Regions from separate parts of the Mus musculus genome. Here region 2 is linked to region 1. A link is a loop called in an ENCODE intact Hi-C map of the cell type or tissue named here. Cell type or tissue: heart. All regions are shown on one strand. Each heading gives the region's core, and the rest is flanking DNA. Links, peaks and the distances in the headings are about the cores only. Region 1 overlaps Mbnl2 (muscleblind like splicing factor 2). Region 2 overlaps Mbnl2 (muscleblind like splicing factor 2).

What was found. Peaks named below come from ENCODE experiments on the same cell type or tissue, not always from the same donor. Only the 100,000 strongest peaks of a DNase experiment are listed, where the experiment ranks them.
Region 2: a loop joins it to region 1, with 2.4 times the contacts of the local background. A loop is called at or near these places in 3 of 42 quality-filtered maps.

The regions. Positions count from the first base shown.
Region 1 is chr14:120,291,026-120,299,724 of GRCm38, forward strand. The region is part of intron 1 of Mbnl2 (muscleblind like splicing factor 2); the gene reads left to right. The region is part of intron 2 of Gm52122 (a long non-coding RNA gene); the gene reads right to left. Among named protein-coding and RNA genes, the nearest start is that of Mbnl2, 20 kb to the left of the region's middle. In heart, for the core only: no CTCF peak of the experiment used is centred there; DNase peaks (open chromatin) are centred at 3,656, 4,556, 5,056, 5,476 and 1 weaker place; H3K4me3 peaks cover 777 bases; H3K27ac peaks cover 4,076 bases.
Region 2 is chr14:120,347,894-120,356,592 of GRCm38, forward strand. The region is part of intron 2 of Mbnl2 (muscleblind like splicing factor 2); the gene reads left to right. Among named protein-coding and RNA genes, the nearest start is that of Gm52122, 32 kb to the left of the region's middle. In heart, for the core only: a CTCF peak has its summit at 4,364; a DNase peak (open chromatin) is centred at 5,508; H3K27ac peaks cover 3,049 bases.

The sequences.
Region 1 (8,699 bases), core at 1,762-6,761:
ACTAAAGGTGTTGCTCAAATCTTCCCTTTCGCTTGTGGTATTTACAGTGTGTGAGAGGAAAGGTAGGCGAGTGGATGAGCCACAGTGGTAAAGCCACCATGCGAAAGCCTCCGTGGTCAAGTCACTGTGTAAAGGTTATGTGTGTAACCTGTGTTACAAAGCCCCCGTGAGAAGATTTCGGCCATCTAAACAAGCCAGGGAAGGCTTCCTGGAGGAGACAACGTCTCCAGTGGCCTCCGGGAAGTCCCAGGGCATGCCATGAACTTCGGAAGCACCCAGGCATACATACTCTTTGGACCACAGCCTGTCTGCCAGTTGGAGCTTGGCGTGGGCCGAGTTGCAGGTGTCTCTGAATGCTAGCTACAGCTTGGGCCTCAGACTTCATTAGAGTGCAGCAGCCACCAGGTGTTTGTGAACAGATGTGAGATAGGATCAGTCGTAGCCTGAGGCTGATTTAGACCCAGGTGAGGGGTACTTGGGTGAGCCCCGAAGGCTCCAGGAGCTGGAATGTTGAAGAACCAGGAAGTGATGTACTGATGCAGAGCCAGGACCAGGGGCTTGGGTGGGACTTACTGGAGGGTAAGGGAAATAGTATAGAGAGGACCTGGAGACACAAACAGACACACCAGAGACGCTCGGTGACGTGGATGGGGAGCCGGTGTCGGAGGCTGGGGTTCCAGGTGTTGTGAGAAGGGTGGGTGTAGGCTTTGTGATGTGCAGACCGTGGTGTGAATTTGGTATTTATCTGCAGAAGGCTGATATTTGAGGTGAAAACAGGAGTCTATTAAGGACACAAGGAATCTAGAAAAAAGTTGATGGCACAGCCTCAGAGAATGCATATTTAAGGGGATAGCCTAGGCTCTTTGTGGACATACACATACACAGCAGATGATGACATTTCAAAGAGTGTACCTAGGCCCAGGTGTGTGGGCCTTGTGACATCTCCCAGTACCTTGGAGTCTGTATAATAGATGATGTTTTCCACTTTACCCTACATTAAGGGCTTAGATAACCAAAGGGTTGTGAGAAATAATGGCAGATTCTGAAGTTGGAGAAAGATGGGAGCTGGGCATGTAGTCCTGGCGTGAGGGGGGTTAAAAAGGCAAGCCTGGCCTTTGGAAACACATTAGGAAGAATTGTGAGTGGAACACTGGACTACAAGTTCCTGCAAGTATGGAATGTATAACTGTTGAAAAGTGTGTGGTGTTTATGGCAATCAAAGGAGGTGCAGTGGGCAGGGGAGAGGCAACAGGGTTAAGGTGGTTGGTGGGTCTTGTGGGGGAGGTGTGCTAGGCTGACAGAGGACACTGCTGACCTTTGAGTCAGAAGCAGCTTCTGGGAATGGAGCGCCTGAAGCCACAGGGAAGAAAGAGTTTGAGAGCAGTTACAGGAAGAGGTTTGATTCTTCCATGGTGGGGAAGGTGAAAAGAGTCAGGTAAATCTAATGGCAGGTGGTAAATCGAGATCTCGGTGCTTCTCCAGGAAGTGTCCAGGGTTTTGTCGGACGTACGTTGTTCTCATTAGACTAAGTGTGTTGAGGAGAGGCCAGCGGGCTGCTCTGATCCCCATTTCTAATTGAAGGTGAGCTTTGTATCATTTACAGGCTTAGCCATGACTCAGAAACACAACTCAGAAACACGGCTGCTGTCAGCATGGTGGGGCAACATTGTCTTTCTTTTGCTATTTTCCCTTGAGTTTTGCTCATTCCCTGGGTCAGAGCATTGCTCCTTTACTTACTATAAGCTATCATGAGAGATGTGTGTGTGGACGCTGCTAAGTGTGTCCTGTAGTAATCCTCACGTATGGCACGTATAAGCTGTTGTCTGGCAACCAGTACAACCCCAACAAATATTTTCAAGATAAGATGGAATGAATGAAGTATTTTATTATCAAGGCAGGCATTTCTTTAGATGAGGATTAGCTATGAGTCAGACTCACACAAATCCGTGCCTCATCATCCGCCCAAACATAGGCAGAACTTTCCATTGCAGTGTAAACTGAATCCATTGTCACCCTGGGAGTGCAGTCCTGTGAAGCAGTCCTGTGAAGCTTTATAGTACTGAAGGGAGGCCAGCTCTGCCCTAGAATCTCCAACCAGGGATCTTATTATTTATTTATTTATTCAAACTTTACAGAGGAATGCTGGTGGATAAGGGGAGTGGTCAGAGAAAGGCTAGGGCTAAAATGCTGAGCTGGGAGTTGTCTAGAGTGTCTGACATTTTTTAGAAGCAAATTCTAGTTGCTTCATCGACACAGAAGTGACACTTTTGGTTGTGTCCCTCTGCAGAGGAACAACTCACAAAATAGATTGGCCAGTTTCTTCCCCTTTGAGAGACTAGCCACTTGAAAACCTAATCAAAGACAAGCACGCTATGGTCAAGGCCAGAGTGAGGTTTGAAGGATGTGACAAGGCCAAGTATCTATAACACACCTGCTTTACCCAACAGTGACTCCAGGAGAAGAAAGACATCGCTTTTGCCATCCCCATTGCAAAAGCTGATTGATCACAGTGCTCTCAAGACTTGGTTTTGTTGGCAGCTCAAACTCTTTGGAAGCTTGAATTAAAAAACAAACAAACAAAGAAAAACTTAAACCAAACCAACCAACCAACCAACCAACCAAACAAACAAACAAAAAAAAAAAACAAAAGGAGATTTTTTTGGCCTGTGCCCCAAAACACTAAATTGAGATATCTGGGGTGGAGCCCAGGAGTCTACATTTATTGGAAGAATCCAGAGGTTTAGACACATTCTTCACTGACCTCCTAGCTCTCGTTCCTAGAGGCTGTTCAAGCTCCACATTCAAACACTGGCCTTGTTGCAGGATGGAAGCACAACTTTAGGCAACTTTGCTAATCTATTTGAACTTCAGTTTCCCCATCTTTCAAATAGGATGGGTTATCTACTTCTCTGATGAGTAGGATTAAATGTGATCACCTACATAAAAGGCATTTAAAACCCAATTTTAAAGATCATGTACATAATAGTTAAGATATATTTTTGGGGGTGGGTATACTCCTAACAGCCCTCCAAGCAGTCTAGGATGATCAGTGATTTCAACTCAAGCATTTTTGCAAGTTCAACTCTTGTTTTCCCTCACAAAGACCCCGTTGTTCTCTCAGCAGAACGCAGAAGGCCTTACATGATGCAAAAAGAATTTTATGCTAGGCTTTGGGGTATGTTTACATTTGGTGGAAATGGTGAGCCCCTGAAACATGCTATCTCGGACTAAAGGAGTCATTGTATTTCTAACATAGTTGAAATGTGGTTGCTTTTGGAAACAGGAGGGTCTATATCTGAAGGGTTTCACAATGTGCATGTGTGAAAATGGAGCACTTGAACAGTCTCCATAGTCGGCCATTCCTTGAGCTGTTTTGGCACAGATAAAACTAATTCTGTCTCCACTCAGCCTGTTTTTAGGTTGTTTAAGCAGATGGTAAGTAGACCATGTTAGGACCCAACTCCTGAATTTAAACTTTGGAGATGAATGAATGAGTGCAGGACTTTCTCTGGAGCTAAGAAAGTCTCTGGTGGCATCTGTCAGTCAGTCATTCTGGCACTCGAGCCCTGGAGGAAGGTCAATGGCTTTGTTGTCCAGAGAGAGAATAAGCAAGGGTGCTTGTTTCCAGGTGCTTCCTGGAACCAGACCCCACTTCCTTCCTGAATGTGGTGACCTAGTTGCCTGTGTTAGAAGAAGTCACTTCCACCCCCCATCAATAGCAGAGAGACTTTTGAAAGTTAGGTGTTGGCCGGAGCTCTGGGTCATACAATTTGGACCATGCACAAAGAACGAAGTGTGGTTAGAATCCATTCGATCAACGCACAGGGCGAAACAGGAGCAGAATAGTGGAAAAGAAACTCAAAAACAGAGGGAGTGAAAACAGAAGTGTATAATACCCTGGTACCTAAAATCTTTCCAGCTTTTACTTGAGAAAGGTTTTCAAAATATGTCCCAATCAAAATATAACTAACAGTTTTCAAATACATTCTGAATCATCTTCACAAAGCCCAGTCCCTCCCTTTAGAGAATATGGATTAAAATCTGTTTGTTTCATGTCCTGTTAGCATGGAAAGGAAGCATAAGAAAATGATCGACAGCCAATCAAGAAGTCAGAAATAACACCTACGGATCAACCCACAAATGCATAAGAGCATACATACACATGCACACGTGCACACATACATACACGCACATGTGTGTGTGTGTGTGTGTGTGTGTGTGTGTGTGTGCCAAAGACGGAGAAGCCTGACTGACTCTGTGTTAATCCCGGATAGGTGAATAGAGAAGTATTCATGTAAAATAGAAGACAGGAAGGCCAAGCTAAGGTAGGCAAGTTGGGTCTGACTGCAGCTGGAGTAGGCCTTGCTTGAGTTAAGTAGTATACCTGGAATAGACAGCCGTGCCAGAGAGTTGAATACATCCTCTATCAAAGGAAACTGCTCGAACAAAAGCCAATAGGAGGAAATGAGCTCCTACTGTGTACACACATGGAGTTCCTCCAAAAGGAGATTGCCTGCCTGGTTCTGCACTCTTCTGATGCCTTCCAAAGCTGCCAAGGAAAGGCTGGACCTGTACTCACAGACCAGAGATGGTGTCTCCCCAAACCTGGGCTTAGCTGCAAGGAAATGGGTGGGATTTTGAGCCAATCCACCTACATTCCCAGACTTCCCAGAACCATCAATTACAGACTGGCTCTTGGGAATACCAGGCACAGTTACTAAGGGTTTTCCTTTGCCGTTCCCTAGGCTGTGCATGTAGTGAGGAGTGGGTACGTGGATGCAGTAGTCTGCTCTCTTTATAGACTTTGCTCATTGCTTAGCGTCCCTCAGCCATTTCCATGCCCTCTGTTCAGGAGCCAGAGCTCTCTATTGAGGATCGAAACACCAGAGATGAGGCCCTGTGATTGGCTCAGGGAGGCTTCACTTTCAGGATCTTGGCTGGGCAGTAAGGGCACTAGCACTCCTGACCTCTGTAGAAACGCTGTGTTCACCAAGAGCATGTGATTTTGTAGGGCACAGTGTGAGGCCTGGCGCTGGTCCGCAACCACAGAGACTGGCCGTTTTCAGTCCTGGAGGATACCAGGGTGTAACAGAGGTGTAGGATTGTATGTTCCAGTGAACGTAATACGTGAATTACCTCGGTCTCTGGAGCCCTAAGGGTAGGGCTTGAAGACACCACAGAGCTTTAAAAGAGCTTAGATTGAGAAGGACTTATTTTTTTTTCCTGCTTTATGTTGCCTGATTGACAGTTTGAGTACAGTTAAGCTCGGATCTGTGGGGATGCTACTATAACTGGCTTGCATGGTGGAGTCATTTTCCACTGACATCATCCTCTGAAAGCTTCTGAGAGAGGGAAAATGAAAGCAGAGGAGGAGAGGGAGGTCGAGTGCCTTCCGTGGAGAACCCGCCATTTTGCCTGTTGACTCCACCCCCACCCCCAGGTTTGGCAGAAGCTCTGTGTTACTGACCCAGTCAGGTCCCCTCCCCTGAGTTCCCCAGGGGACTGTCTGCAGCTGTGGCCCATGAAATCCACGGACACTGCGTGTAGGGGTGAAAAACTGATTCAGTCACTATTGCTTGAATGCGCCAAATTCCAGTGCAGTTGAAATCCGGTGAATTTCCGTTTGCCCTGGAGGATAGAACAGTCTTGGTCCTTATTTTCTTATAAAATTCCATTTGATGGTTCTCAGCTAACAATCGTGAGGTGGGCAGACAGCCTGTGCCAGACGCAGTTCAGGGTGCTGGGCCACAGAGATGCCCTTGCCTGGTCTCAAGGTCCATCGGCGAATCTTCCAGCTGTAAACACGTAGCAGAACAGTCAACCTCAAGGAGATGAGGGCGAGGTTAGAGGGGACAGGGACCAGGGTAGGTGGCTGTGGTTGTTCTTCTGGGCAGCAGATCATAGGGCAGGTTGCTCTTTTTGAGAAGGGAGGTTTGACGGCTCTGCTGAAGAGCAGCAAGCAAAGAAACGGGGAGAAGGATATCATGATATGAGAGTCCTTCTAATTAACAAATTCCTTCTAATTGCTTGCTTCTGGGACGTATCAAGTCTCATCAATAAACTAAAACTAACGGGCAATTGAGCATTAAGCCATAAGCTTTGCTTTCTCCCCGCTTGCTTGCTTCCCTCTTTCAAGGGAGAGCCACACGAATTAAGAGTTAAATTTGCCAGCAAATAAGGTAAGGAGAAACAAGACTGCTTTATGCGCTGTGGACAGGGCTGGGAGTGGCCATGTTTACCTCTGGGACATATCTCTGCTCTCATTACTGTTCAGCAAGACTGGGGGGAAAGAACGCAGGGAACTTGGGCCTGGATCCTTGCTTGTTCCGCACGCACTGAGTCTTCCATAGCAGGGCAAAAACTTGCAGAGCAGCCCCATCCTTCCTTCCTTCCTCGTGGCCATGCTGCGAACAGGATTTTACTCTCCCCTCAAGCTAGAAATGTCTGAGAAGGGGGGAAAACAACAAAAACATCTCACATGGCATTGAATAATGGTGGTTTCAAAACTCCTCCTCGTTTAGTCTAATTTACAGGGTGAGGTCATACGACTGCCTGGAAAATTCCAACGTGATTTTTTTTTTATATTTAGTTTATTCACATAGTGCCGGACGTCAAAAAGTTTAAAAGCCGGCTCATAAAGTATTTGCAGTTCATGTTTTCTTGCATTTTAAACACCGTGACTTTTGTAGCTGTTCTGAGTAAATGCAGGCTACGGTAAGTCTGAAAACAATGAAATGAAGGGCAGGGGACAGAAATAGATCAGAGCTTGGTAGTGGATCAAAATGAGAGGACCTGAGGGAAACTGCATCTGACAGAAAGGTGTATTCTATTTGGGGTGACTACCCTAAGCCGTTGAAGGCTGCAGGAAACTTAGAAACTTGGCTTTTTCATGTATTTGGGGTGCTTTTGTGACTTTTGTTCTGCAGTGGAGACCAGCTGATAATGTGCCTTGTTTTCAGTGGCTTTGTAATCTCAATTTTCTGCCCCTCATATAATGGCCTGTTTGTTTTTGAGGCTAGTGCACGCTGGCCAAAGAATCAGACATTTGTTTCATGGTGCTTGTTTTGAAGAAATCAGTTCTGGGTACATCTTCACACTGCTCATAAAAATAGGGGCGTTTCGGGTGACCGGTGCCGTATAGGCTGGAGGAGGGTTATGTATATAAAGTAACACATGATAAGACTTTATTTCAATCCAATTACTGGAGAACCTGAGTTATACACCATTCATAAAGATATACAGTTTTATTAATTATGGTGACATACAGCACTTTGAGCTGGCCAAGGGTATCATATCTAAGGATGACCCTTAAGAAGCTCTTACTAATGAAGAGATAAGAATGATTTATAAGTGGTGTTAAGATATTTATACCTAATGAATGCTAATGAGATGGCTGGGAAGTTTAGTCATGTGAGTAGGGTAAATATTCACATGAGAATTATGCCTCCTTGACTTCATTTATTCACCAGGCAAGCTCCTTATATGTTTTAATTTCATAAGTGTTCAGAGGTAAACTTTGACCGAGTCTGGGGGCAGTTTCAACTCACATGGGAATTCTGATCACTTTCTGATGGCTGTCTGCCTGGAAATTTGTTGTGAGATGTTCTTTGATGCCAAGCCTAAGTTTGAAGGGGTAAAGAAGCTGGGATCACTTAGTGATGCCTGCCGGGAGGACCAGGTGGCATTCGTTCGTTTACTAACCTTGGCAATGGGTCATCTAAGCCGTTTTCAGGAATCATCTTCATTACCTGTGGAGTGGTAATGACTTATCTGTTATTGTTAACACTGTCTCTGGATGCTTTCAAGACCCAACAGATAGCGATATTTTTTTCTACAGGAGTGGTAGCTATTTAAGTATCTTAATTTACGTCTTCCTTGGAGAAGAACATTTGAGCTGAGTTTAGCTACATAGAATACATTTCTATTTTTACTTCCTCTTAGGAACAAAAATATTTTATAATTCTCTTTTGACTGTGTCTTGTTCTTTGTTTTCTTGTTTGTTTGTTTGTTTGTTTGTTTTAAGGTAGGACAGGACTGTGACTCTAAGATGGGTCCTGTGACATTGTGTTTTAGTGTGTCACATTAGATTCAAGTGTAATTATTATCTTAGTTTTTGAGGTAAAGTGAGGAAGCACTTATTTCCCTCCACTGAAATAAATTTGGAGATCAGACCAAGACCACAGAGTACCATCACCTTCTTTCATCTTGAAGCTAAACAATAGATAACATGTAAGACCAAAACATATGGGACTACCCTTAAAGTGTCTGCTATGGTCTAGGACATCAACGCTTACTTTCAAAAACATTTTTTTAAAAAAGTATAATGCTGTCAGGGACCCAAGAGATGGATATTATTGTCCTAGTAGATGGACCTGAAAAACAAGGTTTCTGAAGCCTGACTATTCACCCATTGTGAACTGATATTAGAACCAATCTAATGGAAGTCTTAGGTTTAAGTAGATGTCATCTGTCTCAACTATTAACAGGACTCTGGCAGTGGGTATTTTCTGCACCGAGTAAAAAGTACTCCAGGGAGCTCAACAGTGTGAGATGTTAGCTACTGCACACGTTCTCTCTCTCTCTCTCTGTCTCTCTCTCTCTCTCTTTCTCTCTCTCTTTCCTCCCTCCCTCCCTCCCTCCCTCCTTTTTATTAATTTCTCTTGCTGAATTTTTGACCCTGTGCAGAGAAAGACCCACTG
Region 2 (8,699 bases), core at 1,917-6,916, 57 kb after region 1:
GGCAGGATGTCACCGAGGGCTTTTAGGATAAGGTCACCCTGGTGACTGAGGTGCTGTGGCACAGGAAGATTGAGTTACCCACAGGAAGTGCTGTATCAGGCTGCATCTGGTACTGTGTTCTCCCGCAGCCCCAGGGAAAAGAAACCCTATAAGGCAGTCTAGCTCCCTGGCCCAATTTCACTCTTCCTGTTTCCAGAACTACCTGGCCTCCCAGCAGCCACCAGACCGCTGCACCTCTCAGATTTCTTCTGGTTGGGCTCCATCCCTCTTCTCTGAGGTCACTTTCCCTAGCAGTCTGGTGGCAATGTCCCTCCTCACGATCTCCTCAGGGCTGCTTTCCCGTGCCCTCACACACACTCAGAGGTCACTGTTCCTTCCTGGCACGTCAGCCTTCTTCCCCATCTCCTCTCCTGTGGAAAGCAAGGTCAGTCTCCTGGTGTGTTGGTGGCTCTGCTTGTGTCTTCCCATCAAGCCATAAGCAATTCTCACGATTGTGAGAACTTTTTCCTCCAGTTTCTTTTGTTCAGTGGAATGAGGAGGCAGAAGAGAGTTACAGGAAAAATACTCAAAGCTTTCTGTAACATGGAGGAGCTGAATGCCAGCAGTGATTTGCTCTGAAGGATTTCATTGAGGTGGGATAGCAAGCTCCTCAGAGGCCGTTGAGCAGCATGGCAGAAGAGATATGGTGCGTGGAGTGACTTGCAGACTGGCTTCAGGTGGGAAGTCTTCTATCTGCTCTTTATGAAGTGCTGGCAGATGGCCTGTGCCACGCCAGGCTCTTGAAAAGCACTTTGTCACGTAATCTTTATATCCAACCCTGAGATCATTCCCAATTTTAGGCGTCTGAAATCCAGAGGGGTAGAAAGCACTTTGACCCACAGAACTCCATCCCTGATACAGAATAGGCAAATACCTAACATGCCCCAGTGCAGATGGATAAAACAAGACACACTTGGGGCAGTCCTCACATAGAGCAGTCGTGGGATTTGTCTGCTTCTCCAGCCCAGACTCTGTTGGCTTCAGGGAAAGAGCAGAGAGAAAGATGCTCCAGGGAAAGACCACTGGCTGAGAGCTTCAGAGGACATTAACCAAGGGCCAGGCCGGGTCTCTTACGTGACGTGCCATCAATACGCACAACAATTCATGAAAAAGTTCCTGTTTATAAATGTTCCTTTTGGAGTCGAGCGGACATGTTCAGAAGCTGCAAACAACCACAGCTCCTAGCTGGCTGAGAAGGGATTTGAACCAGGTTCTTTAGTTCCCCAAGTCTGAAGAGCTTGGCGGCCTCTGAAGCTGTACTGCGTGGAATGTAACTCCAAGCTTGAGTCCAGAACGTGAGACCTGTAATGGTTGGTGAGCCTGGAGTGGTTGAGAGTGCTAGCGCTGAGGTGTAGAAAATTTCTACGTGTGGACAAAAATTAGCAGATTTAGGTGACAGGCAACCAGCTTCCCAAAAAAAGGGGGACCAGAAGCTGGTCAGATCAAGGTATGCCCATAAATAGAGGCCAGAAGGAACCACAGATACCAGAACAGAAAAAAAGAAGAAGATGGAGGACGGACAGTTGACATCATAGGGGAATGAAGAGGGAGCCAAGGTCAAAGACACTTAAGGTAGAGGACACATAAACAAGCCTCAGAGCAGAGGCATGTCACAGCCAGCCAGCTGCCAGCTCGTCACAGCCTGCTTAGGATGCTGCCATGATGCCTTAGATTATGTCAAACTTATTAGGAATATATTATGTTCCAGTAAATGTTGGGACCATGAAGGACAATGAAGTATGTGCTCTCCCAGGCATCTCTGCTGCGGTTACAGAATGCTCTGCCTCACGGTGTCTTATGCTAACGGGTTATTGTTTTCTAATAAAGTGTTACTGCACGTTTGCTTTATATAAACAAATAGAAAAAAAAATAATAGTTTATACTCCCACTGAACGTTATAGGGAAGCACAGGCTTCCATTTAATGAGGTTTGGAGACAACATAGCAATTTTGATATCCTGTCAAGCTTGTTAAATTGCCATTCTACCAGGATTTTACACGGAAACCGAATCGGCACATCCCAGGGTACAAATTAGGCATAATTGGATATGCACCAGCTCCTTCGGGTCACTGGGATATAATTTGACACCATAATTGAATAAATGCTACTGTTATGACCTGAAAAGCCCTCTCCCAAAACTTGCAGCCACCTCTCAGGAGGTAACGGGGAAGTTGAGGCCCTTGTTCGGCTGTTACAACAGTGTCTCTTACTAGGCCCACACTCAAAGAATCATTGGGATTTCAGAGCTGTTGATGGGTGTACTCTGTGAGATTTCAGAGCTGTTGATTGGTGTACTCTGTGAGAATTCAGAGCTGTTGATTGGTGTACTCTGAGAGAATTCAGAGCTGTTGATTGGTGTACTCTGTGAGATTTCAGAGCTGTTGATTGGTGTACTCTGTGAGATTCAGAGTGCTGATTGGTGTACTCTGTGAGAATTCAGAGCTGTTGATTGGTGTACTCTGAGAATTCAGAGCTGTTGATTGGTGTACTCTGAGAGAATTCAGAGCTGTTGATTGGTGTACTCTGTGAGAATTCAGAGCTGTTGATTGGTGTACTCTGTGAGATTCAGAGTGCTGATTGGTGTACTCTGTGAGAATTCAGAGCTGTTGATTGGTGTACTCTGAGAATTCAGAGCTGTTGATTGGTGTACTCTGAGAATTCAGAGCTGTTGATTGGTGTACTCTGAGAGAATTCAGAGCTGTTGATTGGTGTACTCTGAGAATTCAGAGCTGTTGATTGGTGTACTCTGTGAGATTTCAGAGCTGTTAATTGGTATTGAGATTTCAGAGCTGTTGATTGGTGTACTCTGTGAGAATTCAGAGCTGTTGATTGGTGTACTCTGAGATTTCAGAGCTGTTGATGGGTGTACTCTGTGAGATTTCAGAGCTGTTGATTGGTGTACTCTGAGATTTCAGAGCTGTTGATTGGTGTACTCTGAGAGAATTCAGAGCTGTTGATGGGTGTACTCCATGAGATTTCAGAGTTGTTAGTTAGCGAATCCTGTTGACTGAGCAAGAGTTTGTGTTTTTTTTTTTCAGACTTGTTAGTTTGATTGGAAAGTGGTTTAGGGGAGAAAGAATCGTCATGTGTGTGTGATTTTGTTTTGTTTGTTTTGTTTTTCGAGCCAGGGTTTCTCTGTATAGCCCTGGCTGTCATGGAACTCACTCTGTAGACCAGGCTGGCCCCGAACTCAGAAATCCACCTGCCTCTGCCTCCCAAGTGCTGGGATTAAAGGCGTGCGCCAACACTGCCCCACTGGTCTTATGTTTTATCTCCTTAAACTTCTCAGGAATTGAGCCACTCAGTGGGACTAAGCAGTGTAGCTATTCCTTCTGGCCTATGATGGCCATTTGTCAGAGTTAAAATTTATATTTAAAAAAATACCTATTTACATAAGTCATCAGTGTAGACAAATTTATTTACTTTGTTAACTTTTCATGTAACAATATTTGCTAATACTCTTTGTTTTCTGCATTCTCTGTTAGCCATCTACAAGTACAATGATCAGAGGGGTGAAGGATTTTGTAGCCTTACCAAATCTACAAAGTTTAAAACAAACAGACAAACAAAGAAACAACCTAAAGCCTTCCAAGTAGCACATGAAGAGACCAGGGGATAACCCCACACCGTGAAATTACACAAAATTACCACTATGGTCTAAAACTACCTTCAGGCTATGCATGTAGGGAACATATAAAACATAATGAATTTCATGTTTATATTTGGGTCCTAAGTCCAAATAATCTAGAGTCTAAAAATGTCTGAAATAATAAATGGTTCTGGTTCTAAGCACTTAGGTCATACTCAACCTGTGTGCTCTGACACTAGCTTTCTAAATGGTTGGTTCTGGGTCCTAAGCTTACCTTTTAACACTTTTTAAGTTATTTAGGTGTGTTTGTGTGTATGCGAGTGTGCATATACGTGTGTGTGTGTGTGTGTGTGTGTGTGTGTGTGTACATGCATGCTTGTGTGCCGTTTTTTCGTCACAGGACAATCAGTGGGAGTTAGCTGTTTCTTGGGACTGTATGTGTCCCAAGACTGAGCTCATACATCTTCCGGTACCTTCGCTGGCCTGTAGATCTTACCTTTCATGAGGTAAATGACGTTGTGACACGCTTCAGTCATAAAACTATAAGCAGTGCTTAGTGACGTCCACAGACATGATGCATCAGTGTGTGGGATCACAGTAGTGTACTCTGTGCACTGCTCCTGGGCAGGGGGCTTTGGAAGGAAATCAACTCTGCTTAATTTGGCTGCATTTGAGTCCCACATCTTCTCTGTAACCTGCATGTTGATCATCTAGCTGAGGCGCCAGGGGGAGTTCACTCTTCTGGGCTTGTTGGGCTTTCCTGCCCGCATTCTTCCTTCTCTTAGTTACCATTTCCTCTCGCTGAAAGCAAGGAAATTCTCATTACGACCTTCGCAGGACTGTCAGAAAGATAACATTCTGTTTAACTTCCTGCCTCCATTTATCAGTAGCGTTGGCTACATTCTTCGGTTGAATTTAATACCAATAGTTATAGCGTATTTCTGCATGAATTACTACTATTCTCAAATTCTGTCTCTTTTCTTATGTGTAATTAAGAAATTGCTGTAATAGGAGAATTTCCTCCGTAACTAAGTGCTGCCTAATGCTTGGGAATGAGAATGGAATCTAAGATGTACGTAAATATGAGAGAAATCAGCCAATGAACTGGTCCCCAGGGCTCAGCCAATGTGGTATTGGTATAAATCTAGACTGACTGCTTGAAAGCCGAACTCATTACTTTAAGATCCGAGTTCTCCACTTTTGGTGTATTCTTCTGGTGGTGTTCACGTGAAAAGGGCAATGCACTTGACTCGGGAGATAAGAATTTCTAATGAGAGCTGAAAGGAGGGAAGGGAAAAAGGGGTTGGAAAAAACAAACAAAAAACAAAACCCAAAACAGAACATAATGAATGGAAGAAGTGCTGCTGTCCACGTGTGTGCATGCGCACACCTGTGGATGCACCCCCGTGTGGATGCACAACCACGTGTGTGGACAGATTGAAGTAATCTGGATAGAGACGGTTAGTCCTGATGGAGCAGCCTCTGTGACTAGCCTGCATCTCTCCCTTTTTCTACTCACATACAGGAAAGGTTGAAAAATGGACATTTTTCTCTACAGTATTAAAATTCATTTTTTCCCCATCCTCCAACCTCCCCGGCCAGAAGAATCTGGTTTAATAGGAAATTTCAGATGAGAGAAGCATTCAACCTTATTTCCTACTCCACCCCAGCTCTGAGTATTGCCTTTGATCTGATCTCCTGTATGGACTTGATTGTTACTGCACGCAGGCCTCCTTTCCTGAAACCTCCATTTTCCTTGAGCTCTCTGCATTATTTAACAGTACCGAGGGCTCTGGCTTTCTTTCTGTCAAGCCTGGCGCTCTCTTCTCCCGGTACACATTCCGAAGCCTTCCAGTGTCACCTGGAACAAACTTGACAGCAGTGTTGTCTTGCCGCCACTGTAACTGGAGTGGGGTATGCCGTGCCCGATTGCGGTGATTTGTAAGGCAGGATAAGAGGCTGGTTCTGGGCCGAAGTGTGAATGCAGGGACCAAGTGCCAATTTTACTCCCTGGGAGTCTTCACTTAACTTGCACCATTTAAGGGAGGGAAAGAGGAGTAACCATTTCTAGAGAAATCTAGACGATTCCAAACCTCAGCAAAGGAAAAGAAGAAATAAAAAGCATGTCTTTGGACACTGGTCCCTTGGTACTCAGTAATGCCTGATATTGGTTGCCAAGTAACTCTAAGTTCCTGTCTAGCTGGGAATGGATTTTCCACAGGACTCTTGGGAACTTATGAAGGTGCAACCTTGTCTACATCTCGAAGTTTCTGTGAGGTCTCCCTGCGCACCCTTTAGACCCTCAATTCTCATCAGTAGAGCATCATAAGATTTTTGTGCATGCTCCAATGAGCTCCCTACTTAAATTCATAACTTTCCTAAAAGACAGCAAGAAACATAGTCTTATAGATTGTGTTTCTCAGCATCCGATGCACGATATATCTTCCACAAAAACCTATTGATTTGGGGCTGGGAAGATGTCTTAATCAGTAAAGTGCTTGCCACAAAGCACAAGCTGAGTTCAGCCTCCAGCACCCACACTAAAATGGTCGGGTATGGTAGTGTGCATTATAATCCTAGTGTCCAGCACCCACACTGAAGTGGTCAGGTATAGCAGTGTGCACTGTAATCTTAGTGCAGGCCAGCTAATCTAGCCAAACTGGTAAACTCCAGGTTCAGTGAGAGACCCTGTCTCAAAAAAAAAAAAAAAAAAGGTAGAAGGAAATTAAGGAAGATACCCTGGTGTCAATCTCTGGCCTATACTCTGTCTCTCTCTGTCTCTGTCTCTGACTCTCTGACTCTCTGTGTCTCTGTGTCTCTGTCTCTCTCTTTGTCTCCCTCTGTCTCTGTCTGTCTCTTTGTCTCTATCTGTGTCTCTCTTTGTCTCTTTGTCTGCCTCGGTCTCTCTCTCTCTCTCTCTCTCTCTCTCTCACACACACACACACACACACACACACACACACACACACACACACAGATACACAGACTGACTGCCTTATTATGTGCCCTGCCTGGTTGTCAGAGCCTTCTGCCCTTTCTCTCATTTCTCTTGCTGGACACAAGTCCAAGGACCCTTGCAAAGACATTCTCTGCCTCTCAACATTTAACTTCAATTGATTTTTTTTTTCACTCTGTGTGCCAGAGACATAAATTGATTCCAGTTGTTTAAAAGAAATGTATATTTTTCTTCTACACATTTTAAGAGGGAAAATATTTAATGTATTTTCCCTAGACTAAACCAAAACCAGACTCCTTTCCCAGAAATGTATAAATGGAAAACACAGTGGATTTCAGAAAAGTTAAGTGAGCCCGCGCTCGTGTGGCTCCAGGTGAGAGAGAAACTCTTTAGTCAGCAATTGGAGAAGAAAGAATAAATTCAAGAGCTCTCCTGTATAACTCGTGATCTAAAAAAAAAAGAAAAACGGAACGATTTTGTGTAGAAGCAGTGTAGCAAATTATATTAGTCAGTGGATATAAATTGCTTTTTAAAACAAAAGAATATTCATGACATTTTTCTGTCTAGAGACAAAATAGTTCCCTTTATCGTGGAATCATAAAATCTTGGGTCTGGAAACTTGGAGAATTAGATTATTTCCCATCCAGTGCCAAGACAGTGAGTCCTGTAGGGTGAGGGAGGATCATAATTTCAACTTCCTATTCAAAATGCCCGCAGTTCTGCGCCAGAAGCAGTGCCCAGCCCCTTAGATAACAGGCCCTGCTGTGACTCTGAGGGTGAGAGCTGTGGGGGAGGGTAAAGGAGAGGTCTGTGCCCTTCGGAATTGGGCTTCACTGTGACAAAACCCACTCTGGAGCCACAGAGCCATTGTAATAATAGGGATTATTTCCTTGGGATTTCCTCCTCTCTCTCACTAACATGTCGTACAAAGCACCACACTGGTGCTTTTGTTGCCCGAGCATTGGCCCGCTGCCATAAAAAGCCTGCTGCCCAAGTTCACGGGGACCCTGCGAGTCGACCCAGCGCTTCAGAACGTGCTGTGGGGGCCTCTGTCTTCCCATGAACACAGTACAGTGACTTACACTGGCAGTTCAAGATCAATGCTCTGCTCAGAGTTGGTTCAGGAAGTCCTACCAGCTGTCATGTAAGGGTAATTAACACATTTCTCTCAATTATGCATGCTGGTGGAAGAATTTCAAACATTTGGCCGGATAACAAGCCCATCCCCTCTATTAAGAGAAAGGTCATCCCTCTGACCGGCTGGATATTTACTTTGCTTTAGAAATGAGCTTCATGGAATTTTCTTTGGGTGGCGGGGAACAATCAGGACAAAGGGAATTTTCTAGTAAAACTGATGCTGTCACACGTTATTGAACACTGCCCAAGCCCACACATTAGGATCTTAGACCTTATATTAACCCTTGTTGGGTTTTATTGTGTTGTTAGCCTGAAGGCCATCATGACTGAAATAACCACACACAACTCTGAAATGTTACTACTGACCTCTGTTTCAGGGTATCTCTTTCTTCCCCTTTTATGTGTTCCTGAAGGGAACAGGTTACCCCTGGGGGGGGGGGGGGTGTTAGTAAATCAGGACAAAGAAGGTCCCAACACCAACAGGTCCCAGGGTCTTGGACCATATCTTCTAGCAATTGGAAACACTGAAGTCATTTGAAGACAGTGGACATGACTCTCAGTAATACTGACCAGGAAAGTGGGACAAACGCTGGTGGGGAAGACGTTGCCTCAGTCTGGGACTGGGAACAAATGGGACATGGGCCAGAGGAGGGAGGCGGAGCTTAATGCAGGCAGCAAGCTGCTGGGGTACGCTAACCGCCCAGCCGCCCGGCCGCAGTGTTTGGAATTTGAGAGTTATGCAGCTGAGGCCTGCAGGGAAGGAGAATGTGGTGGAGGATTTTGATGGTGAAGTAAAACAAAAAGCTCTCACCTTAAAGTAAAAGAAACTTTATCTGGATCCAAACCTGAGAGAGCCTGGGCTAGGACCACAGAGCTAGGTTACCGAAGGTTCCAGGTTCATGGAGTTCGATAGTAATGGAACAAGGAGAGTTAGATGAAGGGCTTTGAAAACCACACTGGTGGGCACTTCAGAGAGGC